Linked DNA regions of Homo sapiens: region 2 is linked to region 1. A link is an interaction called in ENCODE POLR2A ChIA-PET data of the cell type or tissue named here. Cell type or tissue: PC-9. All regions are shown on one strand. Links, peaks and the distances in the headings refer to the core of each region. The heading gives the core; the rest is flanking DNA. Region 1 has its middle 8.2 kb from the start of LINC01841. Region 2 has its middle 51 kb from the start of ADGRL1.

Region 1 (14,902 bases), core at 4,621-12,620:
GGGGAAAGTCTCTACTGGGCACTAACATGTCTTTAGCGCCTCCGTGACCCTGAGGCTTAGCAGGCGTCTGTGTCCAGCCAGAATTCAAGGACTTGGTTTTGAGTTCCTTATATTCACATTTATTTTTAGGTTTCCCTACTATTTGGGGCAATGAGGAGGGTTTTTCAGTGAGGATGCCGAAATCAAGTCTCCTTGTTACATGAATAAATTCAAGATGCAGAAGTGATGAATGCTAAGCAAAATATAGTTCAATTGTTCAAAGGGGGAGATTGCAGCGATGGGGAAAAAAAGTCACTAATCACTGAAGTCACAGAACTATTGTCCTGGGAATAATCAAACATCCCCAGTCCTAGAATTTACCCCTTCCTGTCCTGGGCTCCTGTGGGGGTGGCCTGGGCTGTGGGGGAGGGGAATGAACACCAGCAGAAGCTGGAAGGAGAGAGGGCCAGACCAGCTCTGGAGGGATTTTGCCCTTTTTTTCTCAGAAAGTCAGAAACTCCAGCTAGAACCCCAGGGCTCAACGTCCCTTCTCTGCAGATCAGATGGGCACGTCAGACAGCTGGTGTCTGCAGAATCTCAGGGAGGCAGGAGGCGCTTCCTGATGCCAGGGATTGTCCCTACACCCCTTCATAGTGATCATCGACACTTTTTTATTTTATTTTATTTTATTTTACTTTATGTTAGAGATAGAGTCTGCTGTTGCCCAGGCTGGAGTGCAATGGCACGATCATAGCTCATTCCAGCCTCAAACTGCTGGGCTCCAGCGATCCTCCCACCTCAGCCTCCCGAGTAGCTGGGATTCCAGGTGAGCACAACCAGGTCCTCATTTTTTAATTTTTATTTATTTATTTTCATTATTATTATTTTTTGAGACAGAGTCTCTCCGTAGCCCAGGCTGGAGTGCAGTGGCACGATCTCGGCTCACTGCAGCCTCCGCCTTCCAGATTCAAGCGATTCTCCTGCCTCAGCCTCCCAAGCAGCTGGGGTTACAGGCATGCACCACCATACCTGGATAGTTTTTTGTATTTTTAGTAGAGATGAAGTTTCATCATGTTGGCCAGGCTGGTCTCGAACTCCTGACCTCAAATGATCCACGCGCCTCAGCCTCCCAAAGCGTTGGGATTACAGGCGTGAGTCACCATTCCTGGCGGCTTTCTTGAGTCTCTCCAATACTTCTCACCATCTCCCTTCTTCCCTTGCAACAATCTGCCCTCGAGCCGCATTAGGCTGTCAGCCCCCTGAGTGACTTTTGTCTTTTTCTCTGCAGAGCACCAGCACAGAGCCTGTGCTGAGTGGGGCCCTATATGGTAAACCATGCAAATTAGTAGTACTCCTGCCACTCCACTCCGCTGCCGCCCAGCTAAAGGAAGCCTCCTTCAGCCTCGCTGATCTGGTCCCTGCCGGGGCGTCTGCCTATGTTTCTCCACTTTCTCTTTGTCCTGAAGTCTCAGTCCTGCTGACCTATTTTGCAGCTTCTGGACAACCTCATGACTTTTGTTCTGCAATGATGAGGGGCGGGAACATGGTCCTCATTTGTCAAAAGGGAAACTGGCACCTGGGCGTTTTGAGCCACTGGCCCCAGGTTGCTCAGCTCAGAAGTAACCCAAGATTGCCTGTAATCCCAGCTGCTTGGGCAGCTGAGGCAGGAGAATTGCTTGAGCCCAGGAGACGTAGATTGCTGTGAGCTGAGATCGTGAGATCGTGAGGTCGCGCCACTGCACTCCAGCCCGGGCAACAGAGCAAGACTCCATCTCAAAAAAAAGAAAAAAAAAAAAAGAAGCAACCCAAGATTATCCAACCAACAATAATAATTATTATAGTATAATAATAATTATATAATATAATTATTATAGTATAATAATAATTATATAATATAATTATTATAGTATAAAATAATTATATTATATAATTATTATAGTATGATAATAATTATATAATAGAATTATTATGTATAATAATTATTATATAATATAATTATAGTATAATAATTATTATATAATATAATTATTATATAATCTAAGAATTATAGTCATATAATAATAATTATATAATCTAAGAATTATAATCGTATAATTATATAATCTAATAATTATTATAATCGTATAATAATTATAATATATAATATGTAACATTATAATATATTATATAATATAGTAATAATTATATTATATAATATAATAATTATTATAATATAATTATAATAATTATATTATATAATATAATAATAATAATTATATTATATAATATAATAATTATTATAATATAATTATAATATATTAGTATAATTTTTTTTGAGACGGAGTTTCACTCTTATTGCCCAGGCTGGAGTCCAATGGTGCGATCTCGACTCACTGCACCCTCCACCTCCTGGGTTCAAGTGATTCTCCTGCCTCAGCCTCCCGAGTAAGCTGGGATTACAGGCATCTGACACCGCACCCGGCTAATTCTTTTTTTTTTTTTTTTTTTTGTATTTTTAGTAGAGATGGGATTTCTCCATGTTAGTCAGACTGGTCTCGAACTCCCGACCTCAGGTGATCCGACTGCCTCGGCCTCCCAAACTGTTGGGATTACAGGCGTGAGCCACCACGCCCAGCCTAATTTATTATTATTATTTTAGAGACAGGGTCTCTGTTGCCCAGGCTGGAACTCAGTGGCACAATTATGGCTTGAGGCAGACTGCACCTCCTGGACTCATGCCACCCTCCCGCCTCAGCCTCCCAAGTAGCTGGGAATACAGGCACGTGCCGCCATGCCTGGCTAACTTTTTTTACTTTTTTTTTTTTTTTTTTAGATGGAGTTTCGCTCTTGTTGCCCAGGCTGGAGTGCAGTGGCGCGATCTTGGTTCACTGCAACCTCCGCCTCCCGGGTTCAAGCGATTCTCCTGCCTCAGCCTCCTGAGTAAGCTGGGATTACAGGCGCCTGCCACCGCACCAGGCTAATTTTTTTGTATTTTTGATAGAGACGGGGTTTCCCCATGTTGGCCAGGCTGGTCTCGAACTCCTGACCTCAGGTGATCCACCCTCCTCAGCCTCCAAAAGTACTGGGATTACAGGCATAAGCCACCACGCCCAGAGCTCCCTTTTGGGCTGTGTGGTCTCAGGCAGGTGATGTGGCCTTTCCGGGCCTCAGTTTCCCGATCTGTGAAATGGTCAGAACTTCTCCAGGTGCCCGTGAGGACCAGACTGGAGGGAACGCATTGCAGAAGTGTAGGTGGGCATGGACGCTCAATAAACAACAGGAGCCGCGGTTAGGATGATCCCAGAGCGGGGTGAACTGTCTCTTTGCTGCCCTCTGCAACAGGGAGGGACACCAGGAGACCCCAACGCCCCACTCCCCGGCTTCTTATGCCGCCAGCCCTTGCCCAGCACCCGCACAAGCCTGGGCTGAGGCGGGGGGTCAGATGGGGTCTCCGGGTGGAGGGGGGCATAACAGGATGCCCCCTGGCTGGGAGACAATGGCAGAGGAAGGGGCCGGGCAGCCCCCACACGGATGAGCCCCGCAGCTGGCTCCAGGAGGGCGGCGCAGCTATTGTGAGACCAGACAGCTGTCCCTGTGCCAGGAAGCCCCAGAGAACGGGAAAGAGGGTGGGAAGCCCGCTGGCCAACCCTGATCCCCCACCGGGGGCAGGTCCCACTATGGTCTGTTTGTCTCCTCCAGCAGGCTGAACACCTGGGTTTCCGGGAGCCTGGCCTGTCAGTGTGCACCTGGCCCAGGGGGCCCTCACTGCAGACCCCATCTGGCCCCACTGACATCTCCCTAACTCCTTGCTCCCTACTCATCCCAGCCTGGCCTGGGGATTTTGGAGGCTGCACTGATCTGGGCTGTATTTATAGTTCCCTGGTGCTGCTGAGCCAGCTTCTAAATATAGAAGTCCAGCTATTTGGGGCCTCGGCCCTGGAGCAGAGTGGGGAAGAGCCAGTCCTGCACATGTGTGCCTCCCCGCCCATCCCAGAGACCACCCAGGCCTCTTAGTCTCCTGGGGTCTGGGCTGCAGGGGTCTCTGGTGCTGAAGGGAAGTCCAGGAGGAGCCCAAACATAAAGAGGGCAGAAGCGAGAGGCCGCGATGGCTCAGAGGGACAAGGCAACGAGGCCCCGTGCTCCGGGGCTGAGGGGGAGTGCATGTGTTTGCGACCTGGGGTGCCAGCACCTGGTTCCTCTTCTTCCTCCTTGGCCCCATGACCCACTGTGGGAAGGAAGGGGGGTTGATCTGTCAGCTCAGTGTTCTCAGCTTCTAGGAAATGAAGCCCTTCAGGAAGCAGCAGAGGCACCCCCAAACCCCAAACAAACTCTAGCACCTAGTAACCCACTTCCCCTTCCCCATGGACACTGAGTTCACTGGTTGCCCTGGCAGGGGGCGGGTGACGTGGGGTGGGGGGGCGGGGTTATAAATAGATGGTATATAAGCAACCTCGAGGATAGCTGAGCAGAAGTGGCCGAAGCAGAAGTGGGGTCCTCATGGGCAGCTGGGCCCAAAAGTGTCCCCAGTCTTGGCCCCTCCCAGAGATCACCAAGATTTGGGGCAGTAAGGAGGAAGAAAAGGGTGAAATGCTTAAAAGGGCATCATTAATCCTTCAAAGCAATCTATGAACATGATGGTCATTAAGTCATTAATAAAACCCTAGCACTTCCTCAGCGGTAACTTTATAAAGCACTTGGAATATTATACAGCTGTGAAAAAATAACTCCAGGGGTGTGCAATTTTTTGAGGGGGGGCAGGGGACAGAGTCTTGCTCTGTTGCCCGAACTAGAGTGCAGTGGCGAGATCTCGGCTCACTGCAACCTCCGCCTCCTGAGTTCAAGCAATTCTCCTGCCTCAACCTCCCTAGAAGCTGGGATTACAGGCACACGCCACCACGCCTGGCTAATTTTTGTATTTTTAGTAGAGATGGAGTTTCACCATGTTGGCTAGGCTGGTCTCGATCTCCTGACCCTCAAGTGATCCGCCCACCTCAGCCTCCCAAAATGCTGGGGTTACAGGTGCATGCCACCATGCCTAGCCACACCTCTTTCTTCAATTTAAAAACTTAGTGAAGTCAGGAGAAAAAAATCTTAAATTGCAGCGTGACAGATTCCACAGTAGAATCTTGAAAAAGTCTCCAAAGCCCCATAGGAAAAAGCCACCTTGCGAAAAAGCTCAGACACAAAGATCATAAAACGAGATTTGGTTTCAGGATACAAACATATGCAAGAAGACTTTGAAAAATAAACAAGGCGGCCGGGCTCAGTGGCTCACCCCTGTAACCTCCCAGCACTTTGGGAGACTGAGGCGGGCGGATCACCTGAGGTCAAGAGTTCAAGACCAGCCTGGCCAACACGGTGAAACCCCATCTCTACTAAAAGTATGAAAGTTAGCCAGGTGTGGTGGCAGGCACCTGTAATCCCAGCTACTCAGGAGCCTGAGGTCAGAAAATCACTTGAACCCAGGAGGCGGAGGTTGCAGTGAGCTGAGATAGCGCCACCGCACTCCAGCCTGGGTGACAGAGCAAGACTCCGTGTCAAAAAAAAACAATAATAATAAAATAAATAAATAAATAAAAATAAACAAGGCTGGGCCAGGCGCAGTGGCTCATGCCTATAATCCCAGCTACTTGGGGAGGCCAAGGTGGGAGGATCGCTTGAGCCCAGGAGTTCGAGACCATCCTGGGCAACATAGTGAGACCCCCATCTCTCCAAAAATACAAATAAAAAATTTGCCAGGTGTGGTGACTCGCACCTGTAGTCCCAGCTACTCAGGAGGCTGAAGTGGGAGGATGGCTTGAGGCCAGGAATTCGAGGCAGCAGTGAGCTGTGATCACGCCACTGCACTCCAGCCTGGGTGACAGAGCAAGACTCTGTCTCAAAAAAAAAAAAAAAATTAAGTAACTGAGCAAAGGAATAAGGGGCAAAGAATATTCGGAGTGGTGGTAATCAGCAAGATAAACATGGGAGCATGGGAACAAGGTCATATCTCAGTTCTTGGTGAAGAGGGAGGCTCATGGGTATGCCTTCCTTCCCTTTTATTTTTTAATTTACATATTTTCTTGCAAAGTAAAATTCTTTATTCCCGCAAATTGTGAATAATACACACAGAAGTTTCCAGGTATAAACGTTTCCTAAAATGATGGCTGTTTTGTGTGTGTGTGTGTGTGTGTTTTTGAGACAGAGTCTCTTGCTCTGTCGACAGACTGGAGTGTGGAGTGCAGTGGCACAATCTCGGCTCACTGCAACCTCCGCCCCCCGGTTCAAGCCATTCTCCTGCCTCAGCCTCCCAAGTGGCTGGGATTACAGGCGCGCACCACCACGCCCGGCTAATTTTTTTGTATTTTTAGTAGAGATGGGCATGGATCACTGCACCCAGCCAAAATGATGGCTGTTTAACATAACGCCATGTAACGCAGGCATGTGGTGTTTTGCGGTTATATTCAGACGTGATTTTATCAGAGACCAAAGCAAAAACAGAGAATTCTGAAAAGAGTTTGTATCAAGGAAGATAAAATGCGCCAGGGAGAGTGGCTCATGCCTGTGATCTCAGCGCTTTGGGAGGCTGAGGCGGGAGGATCCCTTGAGCCCAGGAATTCTAGACCAGCCTGGGCAACATGGTAAAACCCAGTCTCTACAAAAAATGCAAAAATTAGCCAGGAGTGGTGGCACGTGCCTGTAATCCCAGCTGCTCAGGGGGCTGAGGTGGGAGAATCTCTTGAGCCTGGGAGTTTGAGGTTGCAGTGAGCTATGATCTCACCACTGCACTCCAGCCTGGGCCACAGAGTGAGACTCTGTCTCAGTAAATAAGTAAGTAAAATAAAGCTGATCATGGATAGACCGATGGTCCCAAGAATTGCATTGTTTCATTTATTCTATAAACCTGAGGCTCTATACAAATATTTAAAAAAGAATTTTAAAATGTTTAAAGGTTTTAAGGAGAAGCGTTTAGAGGAAGCAAAGGAGAGTAGGGTGGGGGAGGGGAACAGCTCAGGGGTGGCTGTGGGGGTGGGGAACTGGTGGCAGCCAACAAGAAGCCCTGAGCTGGGAACGCTGTGTGACACTTGGTGGCATTTTTGTCACTTTCTTGCAGCTCTCAGTGTCTTCCCCATTTTGCAAAGTCTTCTGAGCGGGGTGGTGCTGATGTCCCGATAAGGATGGGGTCAGGCTTCTGGGGGGCACTGTGAGGACGGGGGTCTCAGAATCCTTCCCTTGACTTTCGATGGGTGGGGAAGGCCAGGGGAGGAAGGGGGCTTATTCAGGCTGGGTGCCCACCCGGGTCAACCCCTCCGCATGCCTCTGGGCCTCTTCTGTTGTGGGCTTGTGGGTTCCCGAGAAATAGGGCCACAGATGGCACTGACGGTCCCAGCCAGTCCCAGAAAGAAGCGATGGGAAAGCATTGGTGAGAATCAACCCATCCCCAGGGCTCTGTCCCTTGGATGGAGGTCTCCCTTTCACTTCTTTCCAGGCATAGAAAACAGTTTGCGGCTCCTCAAAAAGTTACGTGTAGAGTGACCCTGTGATCCAGCCATTCTGCTCCTGAGTATACACCTGAGAAAACTGAAGGCAGACACTCAAATGGATACTTATGTTTATTTTATTTTTTGAGATGGAGTCTCACTCTTGTCCAGGCTGGAGTGCAGTGGCGCGATCTCAGCTCATTGCAACCTCCACCTCCTGGGTTCAAGTGATTCTCCTGCCTCAGCCTCCCGAGTAGCTGAGATTACAGGCACCCACCACCATGCCCGGCTAATTTTTGTATTTTAGTAGAGAGAGGGTTGCACCGTGTTGGTCAGGCTGGTCTCAAACTCCTGACCTCAAATGATCTGCCCACCTCAGCCTCCCAAAGCGCTGGGATTCCAGGCATGAGCCACTGTGCCTGACCTCAAACAGATACTTATACACCCATGTTCATAGCAGCACGGTTCACAATTACCATAAAAAGCGATTTTTAATTCAACCATAAAAAGGAACGAGGCTCTGATCCATGCTACAGGGTGGATGAACCTTGAAAACATGATACTGAGTGAGAGAAGCCAGACACAGAAGGTCACATAGTGCACGATTCCATTTATATGAAATGTCCAGAATAGGCAAATTCATAGCCAGAAAACAGATTGGTGGTTGCCAGGGGCTGGGGAGGAGGAATGAGGAATGAGTGGTAATGAGGACGGGGTTTCCTTTTGCGGTGTTGAAAACATTCTGGAACTAGATAGAGGTGATGGTTGCTCAACGTAGTGAATGTACTAAATGGCGCTGAACCATGCACTTTAAAAGGGTCTATTTTATGTCATGTCAATCTCACCTCCATAAAAAAAAAAAACAAAAACAAAAAAAAAAAACAGGCCGGGTGCAGTGGCTCATGCCTGTATTCCCAGCACTTTGGGAGACCGAGGCAGGAAGATTGCTTGAGTCCAGCAGTTCAAGAGCAGCCTGGGCTACATATCGAGACCTCATCTCTACAAAAACTCCACAAATTAGCTGGGCATGGTAGTGTGCACCTGTAGTCTCAGCAACTTGGGAGGCAGAGGTGGGAGGATCACTTGAGCCTAGGAGGCAGAGGTGGCAGTGAGCCGAAATCGCACCACTGCACTGCAGCCAGGGTGACAGAGTGAGACTCTGTCTCAAAAAAATAAAATAAAATAAATACATAAATAAAATAGACCAGGCATGGTGGCTTATGCTTGTAATCCTAGCACTTTGGAAGGCTGAGGTAGGTGGATTACTTGAGGTCAGGCGTTTGAGACCAGTCTGGCCAACATGGTGAAATCCTGCCTCTACTAAAAGTGCAAAAATTAGCCGGGCATGGTGGCGCATGCCTGTAATCCCAGCTACTCAGGAGGCTGAGGCAGGAGAATTGCTTGAACCTGGGAGGCAGAGAGGTTGCAGTGAGCCGAGATGACGCCACTGCTCTCCAGCTTGGGCGACAGAGCGAAACTCTGTCTCAAAAAAAAAAAAAAAAAAAAAAAGAAGTCTGAGTTTTTCACAGCTATATCTCTGACACCTCTAAACACTTCAGTCGTCGCTTTCGGTTTTTAATTTCCTTCCCCATTTTTTTTCTTTACTTTTTTATAATGAGACAGGGGTCTCATTATGTTGCCCAGGCTGGTCTTGGACTCCTGAGCTCTAGCGATCCTCCCGCCTCTGCCTCCCAAACTGTTGGGATTACAGGCGTGAGCCACTGCGCCTGGCCTATTTCTTTCCCTTTTTGTCTCCTTTCAATTTTTTTTTTTAAACAAAAAGAGCAGTCTCTTTGATCCAGAGCTTCACTGGAGGGTGAGGCTGTGGATCCCAGGGTCCTGCGAGTGAGCGACTCATTATATTCTACGCCTGGGCACCTCCCTCTCCCTACCCTAGTCCCGGCTCTTGAGGCTTCAACCAGGCGACAGCAGGAAGCAAGTTTAATTTCACCCCCACCCCTACAAATATAGGTCCTTTTGCTGTTGCTTTCTACTTATGGAAATGGCCCTGGTTTCCTTTTGTTTCCTTTTGTGGTGGTGGCATAAAAGTTCCTTCCCAAATAAATTCATTTAAGTTTTTTTTTTTTTTTTAAAGGAAAAGCAAGTTGATTGAAGGAAAAATCTGTGGTCCGGGGAGATGTTCCAAATCCTGGAGGTGGAGAGGAATGAATGACGTTTGTGGCTTGCAGATCAACTCCCCGCAGCGGGCGTGACGTTGTCACAGCCAAAATTGTCCTCCACGCGCTGCTACGGTGAGTCAGGGGGAGAGGGGCCCCTCTGGGCAGACGGCAAAAGCCATTTTTGAGTGTACAAGGAGGCATTTTTCTGACAGCATTTCCTGTCGGTACCCTCCTATCTAGGGGCAAAAGTGTCACTGGGGCTTTCTGGGGCCTTTGGTGTGGGTCTTAGTGACAAAGTTCAGTGGCAATCTGGCATTCCCCTAGTGGAATTGTCACTCCCACGACAGCCTCTCATGCCCAGCTTCTGTCCGGCCCGAGGAGCCAGCTCTGGGCTGCCTGCTATCCACGAGGTCAGGCGGCCCTGACATTGGCAAGGAGATTGACACCCACACTCTGTGCTTCCTTTGAAACAGAGTTGTTAAAATTCCAGGCCAGACAAATGTCCAATAGGCCTATGAAAAGATACTCAAAGTCACCAATCATTAGGGAAATGCAAATCAAAACCACAGGCCAGGTGCGGTGGCTCACGCCTGTAATTCCAGCACTTTGGGAGGCCGAGGTGGGAGGATCACTTGAGGCCAGGAGTTTGAGACCAGCCTGGGCAACATAGCAAGACTCCATCTCTATAAATAAATGAATAAACAAATAAAAACCACAGTGAGATACTACCTAACACCCATTAGGATGGCTACTATCAAAAAAACAGAAAATAGGTTAGAAGTGGTAGCTCACAACTGTTATCCCAATGCTTTGGGAGGCCAAGGAGAGAGGATCAGTTGGGCCAGGAGTTCAAGACCAGCCTGGGCAACAAAGGAAGACTTCATTTCTAAAAATATTTAAAAATTAGCTGAGCATGGTGGCATGCACCTGTAGTCCCAACTACTTGGGAGGCCGAGGCAAGAGGATCGCTTGATCCCAGGAGGTCAAGGCTGCAGTGAGCTATGATTGCACCATTGCACTCCAGCCTGGGCAACAGAGTGAGACCCTGTCCAAAAAAAAAAAAAAAAAAAAGCAAAACAAAACAAAACCCCATAAATTGAAACCATTGTGGGCTGCTGGTGACAATGTAAAATGGTGCAGCCACTGTGGAAAACAGTATGGAGAGTCCTAAAAAAATTAAACATAGAGGCCAGGCATGGTGGCTCATGCCTGTAATCCCAGCACTTTGAGAGGCCGAGGTGGGTGGACCATTTGAGGTCAGGAGTTTGAGACCAGCCTGGACAACAATACAAAGATTAGCCGGGTGTGGTGGCAGCTGCCTCTAATCCCAGCTACTCGAGAGGCTGAGGCAGGAGAATCGCTTGAACCCGGGAGGTGGAGGTTGCAGTGAGCGGAGATCGCGCCACTGCACTCCAGCCTGGGTGACAGAGCAAGACTCCATCTCAAAAAAAAAAAAAAAATTAAACATAGAATTGTCATATGATCCATCAATTCTACTTCTGCATAGACACCCGAATTGAAAGCAAAGTTCAAAGAGACATCTGTACACCTATGTTCACGGCAGCATTAGCTAAAATAGCCAAAAGTTGAAAGCAACCAGTCTCCATGGATAGATGAATGGATAAACAAAATGTGGTCTATCTATACAGTGGAATATTACTCAGCCTTAAAGAGGAAGGAAATTCTCGTACATATAACATGAATGCACCCTGAGGGCATTATGCTAAGTGAAATAAACCTGCCACAAAAGAACAAATACCGTATGATCACATTTACAGGAAGTAACTAAACTTGTCAAATTCATAGAAACAGAAAGTAGAATTGTGGTTTCCAGGAACTGGAGGGAGGAGGAACGGGGAGTTGTTTTGTGGATACAGTTTTAGTTTTGCAAGATGAAAAAGTTCTGGAGATGAATGATGGTGTCAGTGGCAACTATGAGAATTTATTTTTTCTGGTTTTTGTTTTGTTTTGTTTTGAGACGGGGTCTTACTCTGTTGCCCAGGCCGCAGTGCAGTGGCACAATCTGGGCTCACTGCAACCTCTGCCTCCTGGGTTCAAGTGATTCTCGTGCCTCAGCCTCCCAAGTAGCTGGGATTACAGGTGTGCACAACCATTCCTGGCTAATTTTTGTATTTTTAGTACAGCCAGGGTGTCACCATGTTGGCCAGGCTGGTCTCAAACTCCTGATCTCAGATGATCTGCCCACCTCAGCCTCCCAAAGTGCTGGGATTACACGTGTGAGCCACTGTGCCCAACTGAGAATTTTCTTTTCTTTTTGAGACTGAGTCTCACTCTGTTGCCCAGGCCGGAGTACAGTGGCTCAATCTTGGCTCTCTGCAACCTCTGTCTCCTGGGTTCAAGTGATTCTCTTGTCTCAGCCTCCCAGTAGCTGGGACTACAGGTTCACACCACCGTGCCTGGCCAATTTTTGTATTTTTAGGACAGACGGGGTTTCACCATATTGGTCAGGCTGGTCTTGAACTTCTGACTTCAAGTGATCTGTCCATCTCAGCCTCCCAAAGTGCTGGGATTACAGGCATGAGCCCCCACGCCCGGCCTGACAATTTTCTTAATGTAACTGAACTGTACACTTAAAATGGTTAAGATAGAACATTTCATGTCATGTGTATTTCACCACAAATTTTATCCAGGCTGAAGGACAGGCACGGTGGCTCGCTTTGGCAGGACGAGGCAGGAGGATCGCTTAAGGCCAGGAGTTCAAGACCAGCTAGGGCAACATAGCGAGACCCGCACCCCCATCTCTACAAAAAAAGTTTAAAAATTACCCAGGCCTGATGGCACATGACTCTGGTCCCAGCTACTCGGGAGGCTGAGGCAGGAGGATTGCTTGAGCCCAAGAGGTTGAGGCTGCAGCGAACTATATGGTTGCACCACTGTACTTCGGCGAGATCCTGTCTCAAAAAAAAAATCAAAAAAAAAAAAAAATCCAGTCTCAGAGGAGACTGGGGCAGGATTCCCATCCTGTGGGTCCTGGCAGGTGACCCCCATGTGTCCTCCATAGTAGGGGGTGATCAGGCCCTCCAAGAAGTCAATACCAATTATATCCCAAAGCCTCTTACATGTCTCCACCTGGACCTCCCTGTCTACCTCCAGACATACAGCTGCCCTCTGGACCTCACCCAGGGACACTGCTATGATCACTGAGCGATTCACCAATATTCCAGCTCTTTCTCCCTCCAGGTACAAGGTAGGAAGGCATTGCTCCACCCACTTGTGTGGCCACGTGACTTGCTCTGACCAATGGCATGTGAGCAGGTTTGACTTGTGTCACTTCTGGGCAGAGGCTTTAAGAGCTGCTGCAGAGCATGCTATATGTTCTTTTTCTTCTGCCTTGGCAACGGGCAACATGCCAGATGCTGGCTGAGTGAAAAGTGAAACCTCTGATGTTTTAAGCTCCTGAGATTTGGGGCTTAAAGTAGCTGGGACTACAGGTGTGTGCCACCATGCCTGGCTCATTTTTTTCCCTGGCTTGTTACTGCAGCAGAACTGAACCTGCCTTGAGTCCAGTGTGGCAGCAGAATCTGTAGATGTCACTCATCCAGTCCTGTCTTGTGCATGACGATGGTCTCATATCATTAAGCTGTAGGGCTGGAATGAGAGGCAAGGTGGATGCTTGACTTGGGAACAAAATTTCAGGGGGTGTCAAAGAACTCAAGAACTTTGTCCTGAACTCATAAATATTATTTTATTGTGATATTTTGTAAAAGTCAAGATTAATGCAAAACCATGATGAATAAAATGGTAACATTAAATCTATCTATCTATCTATCTATCTATCTATCTATCTATCTATCTATAGATATGTATATATATACACATAGGTCAGGCGCGGTGGCTCACACCTGTAATCCCAACACTTTGGGAAGCCGATGCAGGTGGATTGCTTGAGACCAGGAGTTCGAGACCAGCCTGGCCAACATGGTGAAACCCCATCTCTGCTAAAAGTACAAAAAATTAGCAGGTCGTGATACTGCACACCTGTAATTCCAGCTACTTGGAAGGCTGACGCACGAGAATCGCTTGAACCCAGGAGGCGGAGGTTGGAGTGAGTAGAGATCATACCACTGCACTGCACTCCAGCCTGGGCAACAGAATGAGACTCCATCTCAAAAAAAAAATATATGTATATATATATACACATATATGAGAGAGACAAGGTCTCACTCTGTCACCCAGGCTGGAGTGCAGTGGCACAATCATAGCTCACTGCAGCATTGACCTCCTGAGCACAAGCAATCCTCCCACCTCAGCCTCCCGAGTAGCTGGGACTACAGGTGTGCACCACCACACCCAGCTAATGCTTGAATTTTTATAGAGATGGGGTCTTGCTATGTTGCCCAGACTGGTCTTGAACTCCTGGGCTCAAGTGATCCCTCTGTCTCAGCCTCCCAAAGTGCTGAGATTATGGGCGTGAGCCACTGCTCCTGGCATACATTGTCCTAGTCTATTGTTAGAAGCAAGTTATTGGGTCCAGCTCACACTCGAGGGATCACACAGAGTGCAGACATCAGGAGGTGGGAATCATGGAGGAGTCTTGGAGCCTGTCTGCCTCACCTCCTCTCCTCTAGTATTCCTAGTTTTTTTTTTTTTTTCGAGATGGAGTTTTGCTCTTGTTGCTTAGACTGGAGTGCAATGGCAGGATCTCGGCTCGCTACAACCTCTGCCTCCCAGGTCCAGGTGATCCTCCTGTCTCAGCCTCCCAAGTAGCTGGGATTACAGGAGCCCCCTGCCACACCTGGCTAATTTTTGTATTTTTAGTAGAGATGGGGTTTCACCATGTTGGTCAGGCTGGTCTTGAACTCATGACCTCAAATGATCTGCCTGTCTGGGCCTCCCAAAGTGCTGGGGTTACAGGCATGAGCCACCAAGCCTGGCCTCTTTGCTGATTTTCATCTGTAACTTTCACTGTAATAAACCATAACTGGGAGTAACACCACTTTTCTGGGATCTATCAATCTCAGCAAATTATTGACCCTGAGGGTGGTCTCAGGGACCCCCGACACAAGCCCCATTTCCCAGCCACCATCTTTTGCAATCTCCATTGCCCTAGTCACCGAATGGCATATTCTTATCCATTTGCTATTTCCTGCCTCTCTCCTCTGGATCAAAGGCTCTGGAAGGTCGAAAACTCATCTGTCTTTCCCATGAAAGGCTGTAGAACAAAATGGTCAGGGGTCAAGTCCTGGCCCTGTCACTTTTTCATTGTTGCTGAGTCAAGGTCTCAGCCAGGGTGGAGTGCAGCAGTGCAGTCATAGCTTACTGCAGCCTTGAACTCCCGGGCTCAAGCAATCCTCCCACCTCAGCCTCCCTTGTGGCTGGGACTACAGTCACATGCCACCACAG
Region 2 (14,902 bases), core at 3,606-11,605, 110 kb after region 1:
AAGTCTTATAAGCTCCAGGAAGGTGGGAGATCTGAGCTGTTTTTCCTTGACAAGTATAAGGTCTAGCATGTGGTGGGTGGTTACTATATTCTGGTCAAGTTGAACTGATGGTTGTGGCCCTCACTTATAGCCAATTTGCTTGTGGTTTAGACACAATAATAACAAGCTTGGTGATGTCAAATGGAGACAAGGCACAACTTAGGGGGATATACCGACAGTACTCACGGCAAAGGATGGAGTGAAATCTTGCCTCCTCCTCCACTTACTTGCAGTGCCTTGATCCTCCTTCCTTTCTTTCTTTCTCTTTTTTTTTCTTTTTTGAGACAGAGTCTTGCTCTGTTGCCCAGGCTAGAGTGCAGTGGCACGATCTCCGCTCACAGCAACCTCCACCTCCCAGGTTCAAGCGATTCTCCTGCCTCAGCTTTCCGAGTAGCTGGGATTACAGGCGCCAGCCACCACCCCCAGCTAATTTTTGTATTTTTGGTAGAGACCGGGTTTCACCTTGTTGGCCAGGCTGGTCTGGAACTCCTGACCTCAAGTGATCCGCCTGCCTCAGCCTTCCAAAGTGTTGGGATTATAGGCGTGAGCCACCGCGCCCAGCCCTCCTTTCTTTCAAATGGGTTCTTGTGACTGTTATAGAAAATAGTGTCTGTCAAGGTGTTTAGCCTTTGTGCATGGAACTTAGTAAGCACTCAATGAAACATTCACTTGATTTTTTTTTTTTTTCTGTAAGAGATAAGGTGTCTATCATTCTGTGGCCCAGGCTGGAGTGCAGTGGCACGGTCATAGCTCACTGCAGCCTTGGACTCCTGGGCTCAAGCCATCTTCCCACCTCAGTCTCCCAAAGTGCTGGGATTATAGGCATGCACCAGTCTACCTGGTCTCACTTACATTTATTATTTATTTATTTATTTTTTGAGACGGAGTCTCGATCTTGTTGCCCAGGCTGGAGTGCAATGGCTCAATATCGGCTCACTGCAACCTCCGCCTCCTGGGTTCAAGCAATTCTCCTGCCTCAGCCTCCTAAGTAGCTGGGATTACAGGCACGCGCCACCATGCCTAGCTAATTTTTGTACTTTTAGTAGAGACGGGTTTCATTATGTTGGCCAGGCTGGTCTTGAACTCCTGACCTCAGGTGATCCACCTGCCTCAGGCTCCCAGAGTGCTGGGATTACAGGCGTGAGCCACCGCACCCGGCCTTAAATTTTTTTTTTCAACAGGGTCTCCCTCTCTTGCCCAGGCTGGAGTGCAGTGGCATGATCTCAGCTTACTGCAACCTCCAACTCCCGGGTTCAAGTGATTCTCATGCCCCAGTTTGCCAAGTAGCTGGGATTACAGGCGTGCACCACCTTGCCCAGCTACTTTTTGTATTTTAAGTAGAGATGAGGTTTCACCATGTTGGCGAGGCTGGTCTCAAACTCTTGACCTCCAGTGATCCACCCACCTTGGCCTCCCAAAGTGCTGGGATTACATGTGTGAGTCACCATTCCTGGCCCAGACATAAGATCTTAAAAACCAATGGCAGGTATGAAACCCCGTCTCTATTAAAAATACAAAAAAATTAGCCAGGCATAGTGGCGGGTGCCTGTAGTCCCAGCTACTCGGAGGCTGAGGCAGGAGAACTGTGTGAACTCGGGGGGCGGAGCTTGCAGTGAGCCGAGATCGTGCCACTGCGCTCCAGCCTGGGCGACAGAACGAGACTCCGTCTCAAAAAAAAAAAAACAAAACAAAAAAACACGGCAGGTTCTAGGACTGTGGAACAAGACCAAAACTTGGCCTGGGTCACATAGAAGAGGGGCTGAAATCCTGTTATCTATAGAAAGCCTGAAGAAGAATTTGAACATCTGTTATATAACATTCCTGTAGCCGGGGTGGTGGCTTGTGCCTGTAATCCCAGATACTTGAGGGGCTGAGGAGGAGGATCACTTGATACCAGGAGTTCGAGACCAGCCTGGGCAACAAAGCGAGACCCCGTCTCTAAAACAAACCTTTTAAAAAATTAGCCAGGCATGGCTGGACGCGGTGGCTCATGCCTGTAATCCCAGCACTTTGGGAGGCCGAGGCAGGCAGATCACAAGGTCAGGAGATTGAGACCATCCTGGCTAACACGGTGAAACCCTGTCTCTACTAAAAAATACAAAAAAATTAGCCGGGCGTAGTGGCGGGCGCCTGTAGTCCCAGCTACTTGGGAGGCTGAGGCAGGAGAATGGCGTGAACCTAGGAGGCGGAGCTTGCAGTGAGCTGAGATTGCGCCAGTGCACTCCAGCCTGGGTGACAGAGCGAGACGCCATCTCAAAAAAAAAAAAAAATTAGACAGTCATGGCATACTACTACTAGGGAGGCTGACGGGGAGGATCGTCTGAGCCCAAGAGTTTGGGGCTGCAGTTAGCTATAACACCACTGCACTCCAGCCTGGTGACATAGTAGGAACCGACATTTATCAACCTCAGGGCATTTACACCCAGCAATCTGACAAAGTTGGCACTATGCTTACACCATTTATAAATGAGGAAACTGAAGCTCAGAGAGGTTGAGACACTTGCCCAAGCTCACAGAGCATATCGTGGTCAGGCAGGCATTCAGGCCCGGCTCTGTCTGATCCCAGAGCCCTGTCCTGAGAAAGACAAGAGGGAGGCTGGCTGCAGCAGCTCAGGCTTGTAATCCCAGCACTTTGGGAGGCTGAGGCAGGCAGATCACCTGAGGTCAGGAGTTCAAGACCAGTCTGGCCAGCATAGTGAAACCCGTCTCTACAAAAAATGCAAAAAATAGCCAGGTGTGGTGGCACGCCCTTGTAATCTCAGCTACTCAGGAGGCTGAGGCAGGAGAATCCCTTGAACCCGGAAGATGGAGGCTGCAGTGAGCCGAGATCACACCACTGCATCCCAGCCTGGGCAACAGAGCAAGACCCCATCTCAAAAAAAAAAAGAAGGGGGGGGCCAGGCGCGGTGGCTCACGCCTGTAATCCCAGCACTTTGGGAGGCCGAGGCAGGCGGATCACGAGGTCAGGAGACAGAGACCATCCTGGCTAACATGGTGAAACCCCATCTCTACTAAAAGTACAAAAAAAATTAGCCAGGCGTGGTGGCGGGTGCCTGTAGTCCCAGCTACTAGGGAGACTGAGGCAGGAAAATGGTGTCAACCCAGGAGGCGGAGCTTGCAATGAACCGCGATGGCACCATTGCACTCCGGCCTGGGCGACAGTGGGAGACTCTGTCTCAAAAAAAACAAAAAACAAACAAAAAAAATGGCCAGGCGCGGTGGCTCACGCCTGTAATCTTAGCACTTTGGGAGGCTGAGGCGGGCAGACCACGAGGTCAGGAGATCGAGACCATCCTGACCAATATGGTGAAACTCCATCTCTATTAAAAATACAAAAATTAGCTGTGGTGGCAGTCGCCTGTAGTCCCAGCTACTTGGGAGGCGGAGGTAGGAGAATTGCTTGAATCCGGGAGGCAGAAGTTGTGGTGAGCCAAGATCACGCCACTGCACTCCAGCCTGGGTGACAGACAGGGAGACTCCGTCTTAGAAACAACAAGAACAACAACAAAAAAACAAAAAACAAAAAAAGAAGGGTGGGCATGGTGGCACATGTAATCCCAGCACTTTGGGAGCCCGAGGCGGGTGGATCACCTGAGGTCAGGCGTTCGAGACCAGCCTGGCCAACATGGTGAAACCCCGTCTCTACTAAAAATGGAAAAAGTATCCAGGCATGGTGGCAGGCGCCTGTAATCCCAGCTACTCGGGAGGCTGAGGCAGGAGAATCACTTGAACCTGGGGGGCGGAGGTTGCGGTGAGCGGAGATCACGCCACTACACTCCAGCCTGGGCAACAGAGCAAGACACCATCTCAAAAAAAAAAAAAAGACAAAAAGGATAGACACCTAAAGATCAGCAGTGGTTTCCTCAGGGCTGGAAATGTGGAGATCTTTATAGTCTTCTGGTTTACACATAGCGTATTTCCTGCCTATAATAACAAAAAAGAAGAAAAAGTTATTTTTAGATGTTCCCAAAATCTAACGCATTTGCTATCAGGAAAAGCTCCTGGAGAAGAATGCTTTTTGGTTACGATCCCCATGGGAAGCATCCTGCAATCACAGTGGGTGACTGAGGTCTGTCATAAAGATAAGAGAATTTGCAGGAAAAGCTTCAAAGGCCGGCACAGTGGCTCACTCCTATAATCTCAGCACTCTGGGAGGCCGAGGCGGGCGGATCACTCCTTGAGTCCAGGAGTTCAAGACCAGCCTGGATGTGGCAATACCCCGTCTCTAGAAACAAATTAAAAAATTAGCTGGGTGTGGTGACCTGCACCTGTACTCCCAGCTACTCGGGAGGCTGAGGTGGGAGGATCGCCTGAGCCCAGGAGGTTGAGGCTGCAGTGAGCCATGATTTTGCTGCTGCACTCCAGCCTGGGTGACAGGGTGAGACTCTGTGTCAATAACAAACTAACAAACAAACAATAACTAACTAAATACATAAAAATTTTAAAAGGCTTCAATCACAACCCTAGCACCCTGGGACACTGGGCAGATGTTGCCATCCCCAGAAACCATGGCTCTGGGTCAGGTGAGTGACCTGTTCTCAGGACAGGCTTGAAGCTGAATTCACTCCCGTCCTGCCATCCATCTCCTCTCAGTTGTCTGACCCCAGATGGAAGGCAGAGGACCAGGGAACCCCAGATCTGTCCAAAGAACCAGAGCCAAGTAGAGGCGCGTGAAAAGTGGATCTAGAAAGCCAAGTGGGAACTATCTTATCCTACCCAACCCAGAACACAAAAACAGCCCATCGGCCGGGCGCGGTGGCTCACACCCATAATCTCAGCACTTTGGGAGGCCAAGGTGGGCAGATCCTGAGGTCAAGAAATTGAGACCATCCTGGCCAACATGGTGAAACCCGTCTCTACTTAAAAAATACAAAAATTAGCTGGGTGTGGTGGCGCACACCTGTAGTTCCAGCTACTTGGGAGGCTGAGGCAGGAGAATCACTTGAACCCAGGAGGCGGAGGTTGCAGTTAGCTAAGATCACGCCACTGCACTCCAGCCTGGTGACAGAGCAAGACTCTGTCTCAACAACAACAACAACAACAACAACAAAAAACCAAACCAGCCCATCAGCCGGATGAGATGGCTCACACCCGTAATTCCAGCACTCTGGGAAGCCAAGGCCGGCGGATCACCTGAGGTCAGGAGTTTGAGACCAGCCTGGCCAACATGATGAAACTCCGTCTCTACCAAAAATACAAAAATTAGCCGGGTATGGCGGCAGGCGCCTATAATCCCAGCTACTCGGGAGGCTGAGGCAGGAGAATCATTTAAACCCGAGAGGCAGAGGTTGCAGTGGGCTGAGCTCATGCCATTGCACTCCAGCCTGGGTGACAAGAGTGAAACTCCGTCTCAAAAAACACCCAAAAACCAAAAACCAGCCTGTCCTTCCACCAGTGGGAACACTTCTTGGAGAAATATTTGTTCTCCAGTACAATACAGTGCAGACAAAAAACTAGGAAAGAACAAAGAGTTGGCAACAATGTACGGTTCATCAATCAAAGAAAATGGTTTAAATGAATTATGCCCCAGACTATGAAAAACAAGTCCAAAAAAAGAGAAAGAGGTGGAAAAATCACAACATCTATTGTGATTGTAGCAGGTTGAATTGTGGCCCCAAAGCAGATATGTATGGGCCGGGCCCGGTGGCTCACGCCTGTAATCCCAGCACTTTGGGAGCCTGAGGCAGGAGGATCCTTTGAGTCCAGGAGTTCAAGACCAGCCTGGGCAATATAGCAATACCCCATCTCTACAAAAAAATTTTAAAAATTAGCCAGGTGTGGTGATACATGCCTGTAGTCCCAGCTACTTGGGAGGCTGAGGCAGGAGGATCACCTGAGCCCGGGAGGTCAAGGCTGCAGTGAGACATGATTGTGCCACTGCACTCTAGCCTAGGCAACAGGGTAAGAGCCTGAAAAGAAAGAAGAAAAGAGAAGAAGAGCAGGAGGAGGAGCAGGGGGAAGGGAAAGGAAGAAAGAAGAAAGAAGAAGAACAAAGGGAAGGGGAGGGGGAGGAGAAGAAGAAGGGGAAGGAAGAAAGAAGATGAAAGGGAAGGGGAGGGAGGCGGGGGAGGAGGAGAAGGGAAAGGGGAAGGAAAAAAGAAGAAAGAAGAAGAAAGGGGGCCGGGCGCGGTGGCTCACGCCTGTAATCCCAGCACTTTGGGAGGCCGAGGCAGGCGGATCACGAGGTCAGGAGATCGAGACCATCCTGGCTAACATGATGAAACCTCATCTCTACTAAAAAATACAAAAAATTAGCCAGGCATGGTGGCGGGCGCCTGTATTCCCAGCTATTGTGGAGGCTGAGGCAGGAGAATGGCGTGAACCCGGGAGGCAGAGCTTGCAGTGAACCAAGATTGTGCCACTGCACTCCAGCCTGGGCGACAGAGCGAGACTCCGTCTCAAAAAAAAAAAAAAAAAAAAAAGGAAGGGAAGGGGAGGAGGAGGAGGAAAGAAGAAGAAAGAAGAAATGTGTAACCTTTGGTATCTGTGAATGTGGCCTTATTTGGAAATAGGGTCTTTGCAGATGGAATTAAGTTAAAGATCTCACTATCAGAACATCTTGGATTTTAGGGTAGGCCCTAAATCCAATGACTGATATCCTTAGAAACAAGAGGGCCAGGTGCAGTGGTTCACACCTGTAATCCCAGCGATTTGGAAGTCTGAGGCAGGAGGATTACTAAGCCCAAGAGTTGGTACATGCTACCCACCCTCCGGCTAATATTTTAGAAGAGCTGGGAGGATCCTTGAGCCCAGGAGTTTGAGGCTGTAGTGAGCTATGACTGCAGCTATGATTGCACCACTGCACTCCAGCCTGCGCAATAAATTGAGACCCTGTCTCTCTTTTTTTTTTTTTTTTTGAGATGGAGTCTTGCTGTTGCCCAGGCTAGAGCGCAGTGGTGCAATCTTGGCTCACCACAACCTCTGCCTCCCAGGTTCAAGCGATTCTCCTGTCTCAGCCTCCAGAGTAGCTGGGACTACAGGTGCATGCCACAACGCCCAGCTAATTTTTGTATTTTTAGTAGAGACAGGGTTTCACCATATTGGTCAGGCTGGTCTCGAACTCCTGATCTCAGGTGATCCACCTGCCTTGGCCTCCCAAAGTGCTGGGATTACAGGCGTGAGCCACTGCGCCTGGTGAGACCCTGTCTCTTAAAAAAAAAAAAAAAAAAAACTGTTAAAAACCACCAGACAGAGTGGCTCTTGCCTACAATTCCAGCTACTCTAGAGGCTGAGGCAGGATTTGAAGCTCAAAGTTCAAGACCAGTCTGGGCAACATAAGGAGACGCCCATCTCTACAAAAAAAAAAAATTTTTTTTTTGAGACGGAGTTTCACTCTTGTTGCCCAGGCAGGAGTGCAGTGGCACAATCTCAACTCACTGCAACCTCCGCCTCCCGGGTTCAAGCGATTCTCCTGCTTCAGCCTCCCAAGTAGCTGGGATTACAGGCGCCCACCACCCCTGCCAACTAATTTTTGTATTTTTAGTAGAGACAGGGTTTCACCATGTTAGCCAGGCTGGTCTCAAACTCCTGACCTCAGGTGATCCACCTGCCTCAGCCTCCCAAAGTGCTGGGATTACAAGCGTGAGCCACCACGTCTGCCACAAGACCCCATTTCTACAAAAAATTTAAAAATCAGGCAGATGAGGCACCATGTGCCTGTAGTCTCAGGCACTGGGGAGGCTGGGGAGGATCACTTGTGCCCAGGAGTTTGAGGCTGCAGTGAGCTATGATGGCACCACCGCACTCCAGCCTGGGCAGCAGAGCGAGCAAGCAAGCAAGCAAGCAGGGAAGAAAGGAAGAAAGGAAGAGGAGGGGAGGGGAGGCGAGGGGAGGCGAGGGAAGGGAGAAAGAGAGAGGGAGGGAGGGAGAGAGAGAGGAAGTGAGGAAGGGAGGGAAGAAGGAAGGAAGGGAGTGAGGGAGGGAGGGAGGGAGGGAAGAAAGAGAGAGAGAGAGAGGGAGAAAGACAGGCCAGGTGAAAGCCATCTTCTATGACTCAACCTTCAAAACCTCATTGACTCAATTCCTTCATACTCCATTGGTTGGAGCAGTCACAAGTCCCACCCAGGTTTAGGAGGTGGGAACACAGGTCCTGTGATATGGTTTGGATTTGTATCCCCCCCACCCAAATCTTATGTTGAATTGTAATCCCTGGTGTTGGAGGAAGGGCCTGGTGGGAGGTGATTGGATCATGGGGTCAGAGGCCTCCCTTGCTGTGCTTGTGATAGTGAGTGAGTTCTCACAAGATCTGGTTGTTTAAAAGTGTTCACCAATATGACAAACAGATCTCCAGGCCAGGCGCAGTGGCTCACACCTGTAATCCCAACACTTTGGGAGGCCAAGGCAGGTGGATCATTTGAGGTCAGGAGTTCGAGACCACCCTGACCAACACAGTGAAACCCCATCTTTACTAAAAATACAAAAAAACTAGCTGGCCACAGTGGCGCAGGCCTATAATCCTGGCTACTCAGGAGGCTGAGGCAGGAGAATGGCGTGAACCCAGGAGGCGGAGCTTGCAGTGAGCCGAGATCATGCCACTGCACTCCAGCCTGGGCGACAGAGCGAGACTTCGTCTTAAAAAAAAAAAAGAGAGAGAGAGAGCCATGATCAGGAAGCCGTCATGATGACTTGTGGAGACGCTGGCCCTGAAGTAGCTGCAACCCTCTTAATACACAGGAAGAAAGGGCTGGGAGACAAGCACAGGCAGCCCCTCTGTGAACCCTCAGGTAGGAGCCACCAGCCATTTTACTGCTGAGTTTAGCATTTGGGGTTGTTCAAGAGTCCAGGGCTTCTGGGAGACTAGAGAATGCCTTCATCTCCAGGGCACTAAAACCTCAGTTACCTAATCTGTGAAATGGGTATGATCATAGCAATCCCACAAAACTGCTGGTAGGGTTACATGTAATTATTTCTTTTTCTTTCTTCTTCTTCTTCTTCTTCTTCTTCTTTCTTCTTTCTTCTTCTTTTCTTTTTTTAAGAGATGGGTTCTCCCTATGTATGTTGCCCAGGCTGGACTTGAACTCCTAGGCTCAAGTGATCCTCCCACCTTGGCCTTCCAAAGTGCTGGGATCACAGTAAATTTTTTCTTGTAGAAACAGGGTCTCCCTGCTGGGCACGGTGGTTCACGCCTGTAATTCCAGCACTTTGGGAGGCTGAGGCGGGTGGATCACCTGAGGTCAGGAGTTTGAGACCAGCCTGGCTGACATGGTGAAACCCCGTCTCTACTAAAAATACAAAAAATTGTCCAGGCGTGGTGGCTCACGCCTGTAATCCCAGCACTTTGGGAGGCCGAGGTGGGCGGATCACGAGGTCAGGAGATGGAGACCATCCTGGCTAACACGGTGAAACCCCATCTCTACTAAAAATACAAAAATTAGCCAGGCGTGATGGCGGGCGCCTGTAGTCCCAGCTACTGGGGAGGCTGAGCCAGGAGAATGGCATGAACCTGGGAGACAGAGCTTGCAGTGAGCCGAGATCGCGCCACTGCACTCCAACCTGGGCAACAGAGCGAGACTCTGTCTCAAACAAACAAAACAAAACAAAACAAAAAACAACAAAAAATTAGCTGGGCGTGGTGGTGGACACCTGGAGAAGGAGGAAAATCGCTTGAATCCGGGAAACAGAGGTTGCAGTGAGCCGAGATCACACCATTGCACTCCAGCCTGGGTAACAAGAGCAAAACTCCGTCTCAAAAAAATAATAATAAAATAACAATCGATTGGTTGAGAGATCACCATATGCCATATGCCAGAAGTTGCTTTAAGCATTTTGCATGTGTTAATCCATTTTACACCTCACAATATCGCTACCAAGTAGAAACAATTATCTCGATTTTGTAAAAGGTGAAACAGGAAAAAACCACTAGAGCAAAGCTGCCAGACCCTCAACCTTCTTTTCCTTCTGACTCCAAATGACAGGCAGCATTCTTTCCATCTCTCACCTCCTCATGCCTCCTGTGGAAAAAATGAATGGACAGATGAGAAAAGTTGGAGCTGGAGAAAGACCGTGTTCCTCGTGTTCGGTGGGACCTGGGAAGGCTGCTAAAACCCAGGGAGCAGGAGTTCTCCTCCCTCCATCCTTATCCACAGTCTGGGTCCCATCCAGACCCTCCTCTCCAAACCGGGGGTTTGGGACAAAGCAGGTGAGGGAGGCATTTCATTCCAGAGCAGAAGAAGGGGGTTCCTCCCCCATCCCACTCCCGTTTCATTTTTAAGGGGGAAAAGCAGCTCCCCATACGGTGAGGCAATGAGGCGGACCAGCAGGTTCCCGGGGATCTCCGCAGCCCCGTTGCCATAACAACCGAACTCACTCGCAGTCGCTGATAGGGGAGTCAGCTGGGACCACAGCTTGGGCAGGAAAGGGATGAGGGAGTAGGAAAGAAACTTCAAGATCAACCACTGGCCCTCACGCCGAGCTGCGCACACCCCAAGGCCAAGGGAGGCTGGCAACCCTTGTCGTCCTTGGGAAATGGGGGAGGGCACTGGTACCCCTTGGACCTCCCTCCTGAATCTGGGCAGCTTTAAACATTTTTTTTTTCCAACTTTGGAAGACAGTTGTACAACCTCGAAGGAGAGGAGGTGTCAGGATTCACAAAGCGTATGGATCACACATGGCTCTAGGGGACATTCTCTTTGCTCTGTTTTATTTTTATTGTATATTTTATTCTTTTATTTTGAGATAGGGTCTTGCTCTATTGCCCAGGCTGGAGTCCAGTGGTGTGATCACACCTTACTGCAGCCTCAAATTACTGGACTGAGGTGATCCTCCTGCCTCAGCCATGCGAGTAGCTGGGACTACAGACATGCACCACCACACCTGGCTAATTTTTAAAATATATATGTTTTTGTAGAGATAGGGTCCTGCTACATTGCCCAGGCTGGTCTCAAACTCCTGGCTTCAAGTGATCCTCTTGCTTTGGCCTCCCAAAGTGTTGGGATTATAGGCATGAGCCACTGCATCCAGCATCATTTCTTTTCATTATTATTATGATTATTATTTTGAGATGGAGTCTCGCTCTGTCACCCAGGCTGTAGTGGAGTGGTGTGACCTTGGCTCACTGCAACCTCCACCTCCCAGGTTCAAGTGATTCTCCTGCCTCAGCCTCCTGAGGAGCTGCGATTACAGGTAACCTCCACAATGCCTGGCTAACTTTTTTTTCTTTTTGAGACGGAGTCTTCCTCTGTCGCCCAGGCTGGAGTGCAATGGCGCGATCTCAGCTTACGGCAATCTCTGCTTCCCGGGTTCAAGCAATTCTTCTGCCTCAGCCTCCCGAGTAGCTGGGACTACAGGCAGGCGCCTACCACCACACCTGACTAATTTTTGTATTTTTAGTAGAGACGGAGTTTCACCATATTGGCTGGTCTCAAACTCCTGACCTTATAATCCGCCCACCTCGGCCTCCAAAATGCTGGGATTACAGGCGTAAGCCACTATCCCTGGCCTAACCTGGCTAATTTTTATATTTTTAGTAGAGACAGGGCTTCACCATGTTGGCAAGGCAAGTCTCGAACTCATGACCTCAAGTGATCTGCTCACCTTGGCCTCCCAAAGTGCTGGGATTACAGCCACTGCACCCAGCCTAATCTTTTTTTTTTTTTTTTTTTTAAATGAAGACAGGGTCTCACTACATTACCCAGCTGGTCTCGAGCTCCTGGCCTCAAGCGATCCTCTCATCTCAGCCTCCTGAGTAGCTTGGATTACAGGCACAAGCCATCATGACTGGCTTCCTTTTTTTTTTTTTTTTTTTAATGAATATGGTAAAGTGCACAAATCATAAATTTCAGCGTGGTGAATTTCTACACGTGTATACCTGTGTATCCACCATGCAGACCAGAAGAACATAATTGTCCCTCCAGGAAATTCCCAAATGCTCTTTCTCAGTCAGTATCCTCCAATTTGACATTTTCATCATAGATTAGTTTTGCCTACCCCTGAACTTTGTGTAAGTGGAAATACATGGTTTGTCGTCTTGCTTTTACGCAACATTGTATCTGTGAGAATCTATTGTCATGTCTGCTTTCCTGTTCTTTTTCTTGGTTGTATAATAATCCATTGTGGAGATGTATCACAATGTATTTATCTTACTGCTGATAGATATTTGAGTTGTTTGCAGTGAATGGTTATTGTAGATAAAGCAGCTATGAACATCCTTGTACATGTCTTTTGATGAACATAAGTTTACCTCTTGTGGGGATGTGGACAGGGTCTCACTCAGTAACTCAGGCTGGATCGCAGGAACCTGGCTCACTGCAGCCTCAACCGCCCAGGCTCAAGTGATCCTCCCACCTCAGCCTCTCGAATAGCTGGGACCACAGGTATACACTATCACACCCAGCTAATTTTTTTGTAATTTTTGTAGAGACAGGGTCTCGCTTTGTTGTCCAGGCTGCTCTTGAACCCCTGGTTCAAACTATCCTCCTGCCTTGGCCTCCCAACATGCTGGGGTTACAGGCGTGAGCCACTGTGCCCAGCATCTTGGTTTATTGAATGCTGGTGACCTGCCAAGAACTTTACATCACTTATATCCTTACATAGTCACAACGTTATTTATTTAATTCACTCAGTCAACACATATTTGAAAATCTAGTAGGTGCCAGGTATTGTGGGACACACCGAGAATAAGAGTCAAGGTTTATAAATTTTGGCCAGGTGCGGTGGCTCACACCTGTAATCCCAGCACTTTGGGAGGCCGAGATGAACAGATCACTTGAGGCCGAGACAAACAGATCACTTGAGGTCAGGAGTTCAAGACCAGCCTGGCCAACATGGTGAAAACCTGTCTCTATTAAAAATACAAAGATTAGCCGGGAATGGTGGCACCTGCCTATTGTCCCAGCTACTTGGGAGGCTGAGGCAGGAGAATCACTTGAACACGGTGGAGGTTACAGTGAGCCGAGATCACGCTGCTGCACCCCAGCCTGGGTGATAGAGTGAGACACCATCTCAAAAAAGAAAGAAACAGCTTGGCTCAGTGGCTCATGCCTGTAATCCCAGCACTTTGAGAGGCTGAGGCGGGCGGATCACCTGAGGTCAGGAGTTCAAGACCACCCTGGCCAACATGGTGAAACCCTGTCTCTACTAAAATCACAAAATTTAGCTGAGTGTACAGCCATGCCTGTAATCCCACCTACTGGGGAGGCTGAGGCAGGAGAATCGCAGAGGTTGCAATGAGCCAAGATCGTGCCTTTGCACTCCAGCCTGGGTGTTCAGAGCGAGACTCTGTCAAAAAAAACAAAAAAGGAAGGAAGCAAGAAAGGAAGGAAGGAGGGAGGGAAAAAGGAAGGAAGGAAAAGAGAGAGAGAGAGAGAGATGTTATTCCAGGAGGGAATGGTCATGAAAACAAATAAGTAAGCGATATCAGAGAGTTAATGGAGATTGACTAGGGGTGGTGACATGGAGCTGAGGCGTGAAGAAGAAGGCAGAGCTGGTTGGCCATGTGAGATCTAGGGGGAAGGGTGTTGCAGGAAGTGGGAACAACCAGTGCAAAGGCTCAGTGTAGCTGGAGTGGACTTAGCGATGGAGAGAGGAATCCCAAGGAGGTTGAGTGAGGGATTTCGGTCTTAATCTAAGAGCCATGGCGGTGCATTGCAGCGTTCTCAATAGAAGGAAAACGTGAACTTCCTTGTCTTTTCAAAGATACCTCTGGGCTGTGGTAAGGACGGATGGAGGCCAGGGCAGAAGCCAGGAGCCTGTGGCCAAGGCAACCTCAGTAAATCCAGGCAAGTGATGAAGGAGTTGGGAAGCACAAAAGTGGAAAGAAGTGGGTGAATTCACGTTCTCTTTTTTTTTTTTTTTTAGGGACAGGGTCTTGCTCTGTTGCCCAGGCTGGAGTGCAGTGGTGCGACCTCCGCTCACTGCAACCTCCGCCTCCCGGTTCAAGGGATTCTCGTGCCTCAGCCTCCCGAGTAGCTGGGATGACAGGCATGCACCACCACACCGGCTAATTTTTGTACTTTTTTTTTTTTTAGTAGAGACAGGGTTTCGCCATGTTGGCCAGGCTGGTCTTGAACTCCTGACCTCAAGTGATCCACCTGCCTTGGCCTCCCAAAGTGCTGGGATTACAGGTGTGAGCCACTGTGCCTGGCCCTTGACTAATTTTTTCAAAAAAATTTTTTTTTTAATTTGAGACAGGGGTTTCGCTATGTTGCCCAGGCTGGTCTCCAACTCCTTGCCTCAAGTGATCCTCCCACCTCAGCCTCAGGTTCTTTGAACATAATTATTCCCAAATTACAAGTAGAGAGAACTGAATCTCAGAGAGGTTAAGTAATTTGCCTAAGGTCACACAGCTATGAAATGGAGAAAGGGTAAGAAAATCCGTCTGACCTTCCTTCAGTTATGCAAAAGATGTCATGTGGTGGGTGGTGTGACCTCAGAAAACCTAGAGGAGTGGGGGGTCCAGGCTGGTGGTGGGGTAATAAGACCCAAGTGAACACACCTGTCCTGCTGGGGTAACTACTCACCCCTAGGCCACAGGGCAAGCAAAGTGGCAAGCCGCAAATTGAATTGGGGGGCTGGAGGGGGATGTTTCATTGATGTCACAAATGAGCATGGACCCCGTATCTGCAGCAGGGATGTTTCAGGGCCAGTCAAGGAGATGATCGGGGCCCACGGACCCTCAAACGCGTCAGGAAGCCAGGCTGGTCCCTGAGTGTGTGTGATGGGGTGTGTGTTTGTGGGGGGGCACTGCCGGGAGCTGCCGCCGCCCGCCCCATTAGCAACACCGTCATTATCCCAGATTTATGTATGTATAATTCTTCTTCCTCAAACCGCTCCAACATCTCCCCTGGCTGCAAACCCGCCTCCCCCGGAAACAGCCACGGAGCCGCCTGCCACCGGGCCATTAGCACGCAGGGAAGGGGGTGTGGAG

The links. ChIA-PET counts read pairs that join two places held together with the same protein. Peaks named below come from ENCODE experiments on the same cell type or tissue, not always from the same donor. Only the 100,000 strongest peaks of a DNase experiment are listed, where the experiment ranks them.
Region 2: POLR2A ChIA-PET joins it to region 1 with 22 read pairs; 3 of 35 experiments call an interaction of 5 or more read pairs at or near these places.

Annotation. Positions count from the first base shown.
Region 1 is chr19:14,364,711-14,379,612 of GRCh38, reverse strand. No RefSeq gene overlaps it. Among named protein-coding and RNA genes, the nearest start is that of LINC01841, 8.2 kb to the right of the region's middle. RefSeq lists enhancers at 8,751-8,820, 12,702-12,996 and a silencer at 12,750-12,839. In PC-9, for the core only: no CTCF peak of the experiment used is centred there; no DNase peak of the experiment used is centred there.
Region 2 is chr19:14,249,483-14,264,384 of GRCh38, reverse strand. No RefSeq gene overlaps it. Among named protein-coding and RNA genes, the nearest start is that of ADGRL1, 51 kb to the right of the region's middle. RefSeq lists silencers at 1,742-1,942, 3,991-4,191 and an enhancer at 14,116-14,633. In PC-9, for the core only: no CTCF peak of the experiment used is centred there; a DNase peak (open chromatin) is centred at 8,064.